Regions from separate parts of the Homo sapiens genome. Here all the other regions are linked to region 1. The links are chromatin contacts, found by Hi-C or POLR2A ChIA-PET in ENCODE. All regions are on one chromosome and are shown on one strand. Each heading gives the region's core, a stretch centred on a gene start or an enhancer-like site at or near the end of the contact. The rest is flanking DNA. Distances are from core to core; before and after follow the strand shown. Region 1 overlaps MTCL1 (microtubule crosslinking factor 1). Region 2 overlaps MTCL1 (microtubule crosslinking factor 1). Region 3 holds the start of MTCL1 (microtubule crosslinking factor 1).

What was found. Hi-C counts contacts between places; a loop is a spot of excess contacts on that map. ChIA-PET counts read pairs that join two places held with the same protein, here RNA polymerase II (POLR2A). Pooled maps may share reads with other maps.
Region 2: a loop to region 1 is called in a pooled map, with 8 times the contacts of the local background. The contact joins two enhancer-like sites. A Hi-C loop is called at or near these places in 8 of 168 maps with a recorded cell type or tissue (Calu3, HCT116, IMR-90 and 5 more) and 4 of 50 pooled maps. POLR2A ChIA-PET finds 5 or more read pairs at or near these places in 11 of 52 experiments (AG04449, AG04450, BJ and 8 more).
Region 3: a map of OCI-LY7 shows a loop between it and region 1 (4-fold over the local background). The contact joins the promoter of MTCL1 here to the enhancer-like site in region 1. A Hi-C loop is called at or near these places in 18 of 168 maps with a recorded cell type or tissue (CD4-positive, alpha-beta T cell, CD4-positive, alpha-beta memory T cell, CD8-positive, alpha-beta T cell and 13 more), 1 of 37 single-sample maps with no recorded cell type and 18 of 50 pooled maps. POLR2A ChIA-PET finds 5 or more read pairs at or near these places in 7 of 52 experiments (AG04450, CD8-positive, alpha-beta T cell, OCI-LY7 and 4 more).

Annotation. Positions count from the first base shown.
Region 1 is chr18:8,754,392-8,757,091 of GRCh38, forward strand. All of the region lies in intron 3 of MTCL1 (microtubule crosslinking factor 1), which reads left to right. Among named protein-coding and RNA genes, the nearest start is that of GACAT2, 48 kb to the left of the region's middle. Within about 2 kb of position 1,365, at least 3 of the 41 ENCODE cell types and tissues checked have a DNase peak (open chromatin) inside an H3K27ac peak, as active enhancers do; they include OCI-LY7 and PC-3, where a contact is called at or near this core.
Region 2 is chr18:8,793,321-8,796,020 of GRCh38, forward strand. The region is part of intron 7 of MTCL1 (microtubule crosslinking factor 1); the gene reads left to right. Among named protein-coding and RNA genes, the nearest start is that of GACAT2, 87 kb to the left of the region's middle. Within about 2 kb of position 1,316, at least 7 of the 41 ENCODE cell types and tissues checked have a DNase peak (open chromatin) inside an H3K27ac peak, as active enhancers do; they include PC-3, where a contact is called at or near this core.
Region 3 is chr18:8,704,280-8,706,979 of GRCh38, forward strand. It overlaps MTCL1 (microtubule crosslinking factor 1), which reads left to right and starts at 1,277. Exons shown (of 15, transcript NM_001395333.1): 1 at 1,277-2,434. The coding sequence starts at 1,382. All of the region lies in intron 1 of GACAT2 (gastric cancer associated transcript 2), which reads right to left. RefSeq lists silencers at 622-1,061, 1,442-1,501.

The DNA.
Region 1 (2,700 bases), core at 115-2,614:
CATCTATAAAATAACCCCATGTGTATAAGTGTATAATACTCTACCAGGAGCTTTTGGGAATATGGAAGAAGTAAAGGGTTCAGTTCTTGCCCTTGGCTTTATAACATGTTAGAATGATGAGACAGCATTACAGGAAACAAGCAAAGTAAATCCATCAAGTGCCTGGTAATGAGATACCAGTAATGTCAGAGAGAAAAGGGAACCAAGTCGTTTTGTAAGATTTTGATGGAATCTTATGATAGATGCAGAGTTTTAAATTTGTATTTTTGCAGCCATAGCCACCCAGGTTCCTAGTAGCTTTAGTATAGATGCGTGCAGTTCTGCAAAATGCCTGCTATCTAATGTTGCCTTTTTCTTCCCAATTCTGTTTTATATTCTCTCTTGTTCTCCATTTCTTGGTCCCTGTCTCTCTGATGTATGAAGTAAGTATTAGTGGAAAGAGGGCTTAGCTCTTCAATCTTTTTGATGGGAAGAACATAGCTTGCAGGTGGAGTACACCTGAGAGTCTCCAGCTCTGCCCTGACTCCCTGGTCCTTTTTACCTGGTGGCATCAGAGAGCCCCTGATGTGAGCAGCCTGGTGCGTTTGGTCCTGCAGGGGTTATCTTGAATCACTGATAATATCTGGGAGTGCTTCGGTCACTTTTTTGTGAAAGTGGCTATGTTAGCGACACAGCACATTTGAGTAACACCGCCTGTTGCACCAAATGCCCCCGTGCCACGGCTGCTCTTGCTGCCACTCTGAGTTAAATGGTAACTTCTTAATGCATAGGACGACTGTGGCTCAGCGCCACCAAAGGACTTGCCCAAGGTCACACGCGTGACAGGACGAGGGGCAGGACCTAGGCCTTCTCCTGCCAAGGTCGCAGGTGCTATTTGGGATGTCGTTTGTTGCTTTTGTTGTTTTAACCGGGATTGGTTTGAAATGAAAATGACCACATCAGCACAAAGCACCGTGTTTAGTCCTTGATTTTCTCCTCAACAGGTTGGAGTTTAACAAGGGATTGGGTGGTGGCGAGGTCGTTCTTTGGCCCCAGTCTTGCAGCGTGTGTGAGTGTTACTCTTTATGAAATGCTGATGAACCAAGCCAGCTGTCATTTCTCCCAGGAGCACTTCAGGGACATCTCACACGCTTCTCCTCACTCTCCCTGGGACCAGGTCTGTCCCAGAAAACCTTCCTGAGGCCATGCAGCTTCTGAGTTCCAGGACATCTCTCGGGTGGCCCCAGGAGAACCTGACCTATTTTGTGGCAGATCATGACTATTTTTAGAGTCTAAACCACCTTTAAAAGACAGACTATCATCCTCTTTCAGAGAATATAGTCCAATCAAGTCAACAGAATGTTCACAGGGAGTGGGGCACGGAGGAGGATGTGGTTTTGGAGGTTATACAGTAAGTTATGAAGCATGACACAGATGTGATTCTTTTCATCTATTTTGTTAGGTCTGTATTCAGAGTAAGAATTATTAGCCAGGCATGGTGGCTCATGCCTGTAATCCCTGCACTTTGGGAGGCCAAGGCAGGAAGATCACTGGAGCCCAGGAGTTCAAAACCAGCCTGGTCACCATAGCAAAACCTTGTCTCTATAAACAAAAACATTACTTAGGTGTGGTGGTGCACACCTGTAATCCCAGCTACTCAGGAGGCTGAGGTGGGAGGATTTCTTGAGTGCAGGAATTTGAGGCTACAGTGGGCCAAGATCGCACCACTGCACTCCAGCCTGGGAGACAGAGCAAGACCCTCTCTAAAAAAATAAAGAATAACCATGCACAAGATTTAACACGTTCATACTGGGGTCTCTCTTGTAGGTCAGGGCCTTTCTGGAGGTCGTCAGACCATGCGGTGACTTCTAACCCATGTCACATTTCCACTACAGAACAGTGTGAGATTTCAGCCTTAGCCATGAAAAAGAAGTGTGTGTGTGTATGTATGTGTGTATATATATGTGTGTGTATATATATGTGTATATATGTATATATGTGTATATATGTATATATGTGTATATATGTATATATGTGTGTATATGTGTATATATGTGTATATATGTATATATGTGTATATATGTGTATATATGTGTATATGTGTGTATATGTGTGTATATATGTATATATGTGTGTATATATATGTGTGTATATATGTGTGTGTATATATGTGTATATATATGTATATATATCTCAAAGGCAAGAGATCCAAATTCTCACTTAGGTGGAGTTTCAGGAATGTTGAAGGAGAGAGGCAAACTTGTTGGAGAAAAGAAAAATTTAGAGCCTTTAAAGGTGAGGAAGAAAGGAAAAATAGGAGTGTTTTTATCTCTTTATGCAGTGAGGTCCAGAATCCAGCCATTGTCAGTTCTGAGCATCTGGGATGTGGCCAAACCGCAGGGTGCTTCAAAAAGCCTCTGAATTCCCAAAGAAGTTGCAGTGAATCCCAAGGAATATATTTAGTGGGCAAGGTCTCCTCTTAGAGCCCTTCCCTGTGAAGTTAGCTGGATTTCTATCTCCTAGTGGCTGTCGTTGTCTAAGGCCCCAGTCCCTGGTGGATGTGACACTTGCAAAGCAAAGGGCACTGCAGACACCCTAGTGATGAGTGAGGGGAGCAGCATTAGCACCGTGGAACTGTCAGCCAGAGAGCTACAAGGTAGGGTCCCCAAAGACTGGTAAGAGGACCCCAGACACAAGGAAGATGTTGACCTGCATTCTGTC
Region 2 (2,700 bases), core at 66-2,565, 39 kb after region 1:
ATGCTTTTCAGCATCTACACTGTGGTCTCAGCAAGGTCTTCCTCATACCTAATCTAAACTTTCCTGCAGCAATACCAGCCTAACATCAAGTAAGGGCCTAAATGCAACTGGACAGAAAAGTGTGTCTGTCACCTCTGCTGATGTTGGGTGAATTTTCCGATAGAAAAATCAGCAACCTCACCCTAAACCATTGCCTTCGGAAAACTGCCGCAACTTGAGCTGTGGCCTCATTAACCTCTGTTACTCTCGAATAACCTGGTACTGGCTAATTATCTTTTATCTGCAAATCCTTCCCCAGAGTTCCGAGTAGAAGGGATTTGCAGATGTGGGCACTCGTCGCCCTGGACATCCATGAGAACAGCCCAATCCCGGCCACCCCAAATCTAATTAAGTTGTGAACAGATCTCTAGGTTCAGAATTGCTGCAGCTGCTCTTCCCCCGTGTATTTGTTCTTGAAAGATAGCTATGTCTTTAAAACGAAACAAAGCAAAGCGGTTGATCTTGAATAGAGCACGTTGGTGTTTTAAAATGCATATCCTATCCAAATAAGGTCCTGGTATATCTAAGAACTTATTTTGGCAAGGAATGTGTGCTACACATAAGCCCCCATGTTGACTGAGGCCATGTGATTTAAATGGGTCACAAACTGATTAAGGGAGTGAGCTCCTTCTCTGCACCTTGCAGCTTAGGGAAGGCAGGGCCGAATGCCAAGATGTAAATACTTTCTGCCAACTTCTACCACTACATGTATGACTCTTTTTAAGTGTTTCATTTAGGGGTCAAGTTGCACATCTTATTATCAGAGGAAAATAATTCCATATTACTTGAAAGATAGATTCCTAAGTAATTAAAAAAATGTTTGCATGGCACCAAAAATTGTTTGAAAAGTGAGTTTATCACTGAAGATGCTGCTAGCACAGTGTCCATGGCCCACGTGTTTCTAGTATGTGGGTTAATGATGAAGGAGTATTGCGGAAGAGGCTTCGGATGGTAGGAGATGTCCTCCAGGCTTGTTCAGAAGGGAAGGGAAAGTGTCCCCCAAGGTACCCAGGGGGCAGAAGACTGAGCTCTGAGAATTAGGAAGTTCATGGAGCCATGGAACAGAAGGAACTGGAAAGGGCAGTGGAGATGTGAGGGAGAGAAAAGAAGGCTCTCCAGGAGGGCCTAGGCGCGGTGCTGCTGATGCTGCCTCCCGTGGTGCGGGTCCGGGTGTCTCAGCGCCTCTCCACAGCCAGGCGGGGAAGGGTCTCACGTTACCTTCACATTGCCCCTGAGGCCAGTGAAGCTTGCCCAGCATGAGTCAGTTGGCTAAGACATGTAAAAGAAAATAAAACTACAGGACTCTCTAAATTGATTATGTCAAGGGCAAAGTTAAGTCCTGGAGACTGAGTCATGAACATGTTTGCAGTTTTGTTTCTTAGATTATAGGTGAACTCTGTTCCTCATTGTTCTTGTTCTGTAAATGACTAAGAGACCAGAGACCAGACCTCCCTTCTTTTTAATTACTGATCTTTGTTATAGATTAACTGCCTCTTTTATTGTCATGTACCTAACTCAGACCAGATGGTGCAAAAGATCCCATGACCGTTACATCTTCAGTGTGAAATGTTAAATACACTTCCCCCACCCAAAAAAAGACCACGTTGCCTTATCAATAGGAAATTGCAGATGCTGGGTGTCTGGTACGCTAGGCTGCCCTTGTGTCCACAGGGGAGAATCGGTGGAATGCTGAGGGCTGCTGAGATGATGAATAAAATCACCTGTTTTCTGTTATTTCAGCCAAAACTACAGTAAAGGTCAGGTATTAGGTGAGCGGCCACGCAAGTCGTTGTCTAGACCTATGGACCTTTCCAGAGCTGCCTCTGACTCTTCACTGGCCTTTAGCACATTGGCCTCGGGCAGCTGTGGTTCTATTCCCATGGCCTCTGAGAATTAATCTAGTACTTTAAGGAGAAAAACAAATCCCTTACTTGGTTTTTGGCATAAGAGAGAGTGTTAAGAGAGGACAGCTGATAACCTTAAGGCTGGCATTCGAACCTTTTATTGGCCTATGGAACACAAAGCTTTGATCCCATAGTATCACTTTAGCTACTATAAATATTTATAGATGTTATTCTTGTGCCTTATGTGCAAAGTGATATTTTATTCACGCTTACTTTTTAGTATTGATACACAATAATTGTTGCTTGAAAAAGTGTCTATACCGGGGGTGTTTAAAAAACAGGAATTTAATGTGGAGATGCCAGATATTTCTTTTTCAGTGACACTTTTCTTTTCCTAAGAGATATGCACATCTAATAGGAATGTCAAGTCTTTCAGCATGGAAATAGGCTATCAGACTCACTTTTCTGTTTCCTGGCTGTTGTATGCAGTTGAGGCCTGCATATTCGGAAGAATTCCTTCCACCCAGCCTGCTGTGCTCTCCACCAGCTGGGGTTCTCTTCTGTCGGGGCTGTGGGGAGTCAGGGGGCTCAGGAAGTAGAGGGGAAGGATTTCCACTTGTTTTCTCCTTTACAACTGTAATGTGCGTTTGAGTGCCCAGCTCATGTACAGAGGGGAAGTGGAATCTGCTTACACCGGATTCAAGTCAGTGGTAAGCCGCACTTCCAAGACACGGTTTTCCTGAAGGAGTTTAGAGACATCTAAAAACACCATGAGAGACTTGGCAATGAAAAATGATCATAATACCTTATTTTGAAA
Region 3 (2,700 bases), core at 27-2,526, 50 kb before region 1:
CGGTGTGTTCTGGTATTTGCTAAATCTTCACACATGCTCAGGTGGCAGTACGTTTTAATGATACAGGCGAGGGAACTGGGGCTCAGAAAGGTCTAGTGCCTTGCGCATGGGAGACTCAAGTGGTAGAACCGGTGGCCGGGCTCCGGGCTCTGAGCGGAAAGCCTGCAGGACTCGGAATCCTGAAGACCTGGGTTTAAACCCGCTCAGCTAGGGACTGGGTGAGGCATCGCAGGCAAGTGACTTCACCTCCCAGCGCCGGTGCCCTAGTCTTCACCGAAGACAGCAATTCCAATCTGGGACTGTGGTGAGGCTTAAATAAAACACTGCTCAGTAAGTGGCCAGCAGGCCTGGCTCGCAGCCGGAACTATAAATGTGAGTTCCCTTTCTGACCCCCAGGTTTGGCGAGGGCTCCTCCTGTTTGGGCAGCAGCTCCTCCTGAGCTCCCGAGGCCACGGGGGTGCCAACTGTGGAGCGCCCGCCGTGCCGTTTAGACGCGAGAGCTGCGTCGGGTACCAGCGATCCTTAAAGGAGCTCGGGGACCAGGGGCACAGCTTGGAGAGGACAGCGAGGGAGGTGACTGGCCTCGGGGAGGCGGGCGGTGGATGGAGAGGCATGAGAGGGGTGTTGTCAGCCGCGGCACACGCCTTCCCCAAGTGGCCGGCGCCGCCCCTTGCCACCACTTCACCTCCGCCTCTTCCCTTCCTCCCTAGCTCCTGGCAGCGTCTCTAGGGCCTCAAAAAGCAAGGAGGGTCCCCGGGCAGCGAGGCCCCATGGATCCAGCCTGCGCCTGCTCCCAAGGGCGCGCAGGTCCCGCCCCTGCCGGGCGCCCGCCCCCCGGGGAGCGCAAGCCCCCGCCCCTTCCCTCGCCCCTCCCCTGCACGGCGCCGGCTGGCTGGAGGCGGGGCATGCGCACGGGCCTGGGCGAGGGCGCTGGGCGGCGGGGAGGTGGGGCGCGCGCGTGCGGCTTCTCTCAGCCGGGAGCGGCGGGGGCGGGCACGGGCAGCAGCGGGCCGGCGGTGGGCGGGGAGCGGGACGCGGGAGCCGGGCGCGCGCCGCCAGCGCCGCCGCGGCACCGGTGACCGCGAGCCCGGAGCGCGAGGTCCGGGGATGCGAGCGGCCGGGAGCCGCCGCGCTGCTGAGCCGGGAGAACTCGATCCGCGGTGACCTCAGCGAGGGGCGAGCGCGGCGGCGGCGAGCCCCGCGGGAATCCTCGGGGCCGGGGTGCGGGGGGCGGGGACGGCGGGAGCGCGGGGCGCAGCCCGGGCGGGGCTGGGACAGTGATGAGAGAGCGCGCGGGGAGGCTGCACGCCGCCGCCGCCGCCGCCGCCGCCGTCGTCGTCCGGAGCATCTGCTGCCTGAGCTGCTGCCGGCGGACCCGGCCATGGAGACACTGAACGGCCCCGCGGGCGGAGGTGCCCCGGACGCGAAGCTGCAGCCGCCCGGCCAGCACCACCGCCACCACCACCTCCACCCGGTGGCCGAAAGGCGGCGGCTGCACCGTGCGCCCTCGCCCGCCAGACCCTTCCTCAAGGACCTGCACGCCCGGCCCGCCGCGCCCGGCCCGGCCGTCCCCTCCTCGGGCCGAGCCCCGGCTCCCGCCGCCCCGCGCTCGCCCAACCTCGCGGGCAAAGCGCCGCCCTCGCCGGGGTCCCTGGCCGCGCCCGGCCGCCTCTCTCGGCGCAGTGGCGGCGTCCCGGGCGCGAAGGACAAGCCCCCGCCGGGCGCCGGGGCCAGAGCGGCGGGCGGTGCCAAGGCTGCCCTGGGAAGCAGGAGGGCGGCGCGCGTGGCGCCCGCGGAGCCGCTGTCCCGGGCTGGGAAGCCTCCCGGAGCCGAGCCGCCGTCTGCCGCTGCCAAGGGCCGCAAAGCCAAGCGCGGCTCCCGGGCGCCACCCGCCCGCACCGTCGGCCCCCCGACCCCGGCCGCCCGGATCCCTGCCGTGACCCTCGCGGTGACCTCGGTGGCCGGGTCCCCGGCCCGCTGCTCGCGCATCAGCCACACGGACAGCAGCTCCGACCTCTCTGACTGCCCCTCCGAACCCCTGTCCGACGAGCAGCGCCTGCTCCCTGCCGCCAGCAGCGACGCCGAATCCGGCACGGGCTCCAGCGACCGTGAACCCCCACGAGGAGCGCCGACGCCGAGCCCCGCAGCCCGAGGAGCGCCGCCGGGCAGCCCCGAGCCCCCAGCGCTCCTCGCCGCGCCCCTCGCCGCGGGCGCCTGTCCCGGGGGCCGGAGCATCCCGAGCGGGGTTTCGGGGGGTTTCGCGGGGCCCGGCGTGGCGGAGGATGTCCGGGGGCGCTCGCCACCGGAGCGACCAGTCCCCGGGACCCCCAAGGAGCCCAGCCTGGGCGAGCAGTCTCGGCTCGTGCCAGCGGCGGAGGAAGAAGAGCTGCTGCGGGAGATGGAGGAGCTGCGCTCGGAGAACGACTATCTCAAGGTGAGCCGCGCCTCGGCCGCAGGTGTCCCGGGGCGCCCCCGGAGGGCCTGGCTGCGGCGGGGACCCGCCAACCCCTCCTTCCCGGGCCTGTCCAGCGCCTTCTCCCTCCTGCTCTCCACGGTCCTACCCCCGCATTGTCAGGCATTGGCAACTTAAGCCCAAACTTCTGGAAGGAGAAGCAAGACCTGTGGGACCCCGCCAGTTCGCAACCCACTTCTCTTTTCTCGCGTCTAGAACTCTTGCGTCTCTTCGCTGATACTTTTACT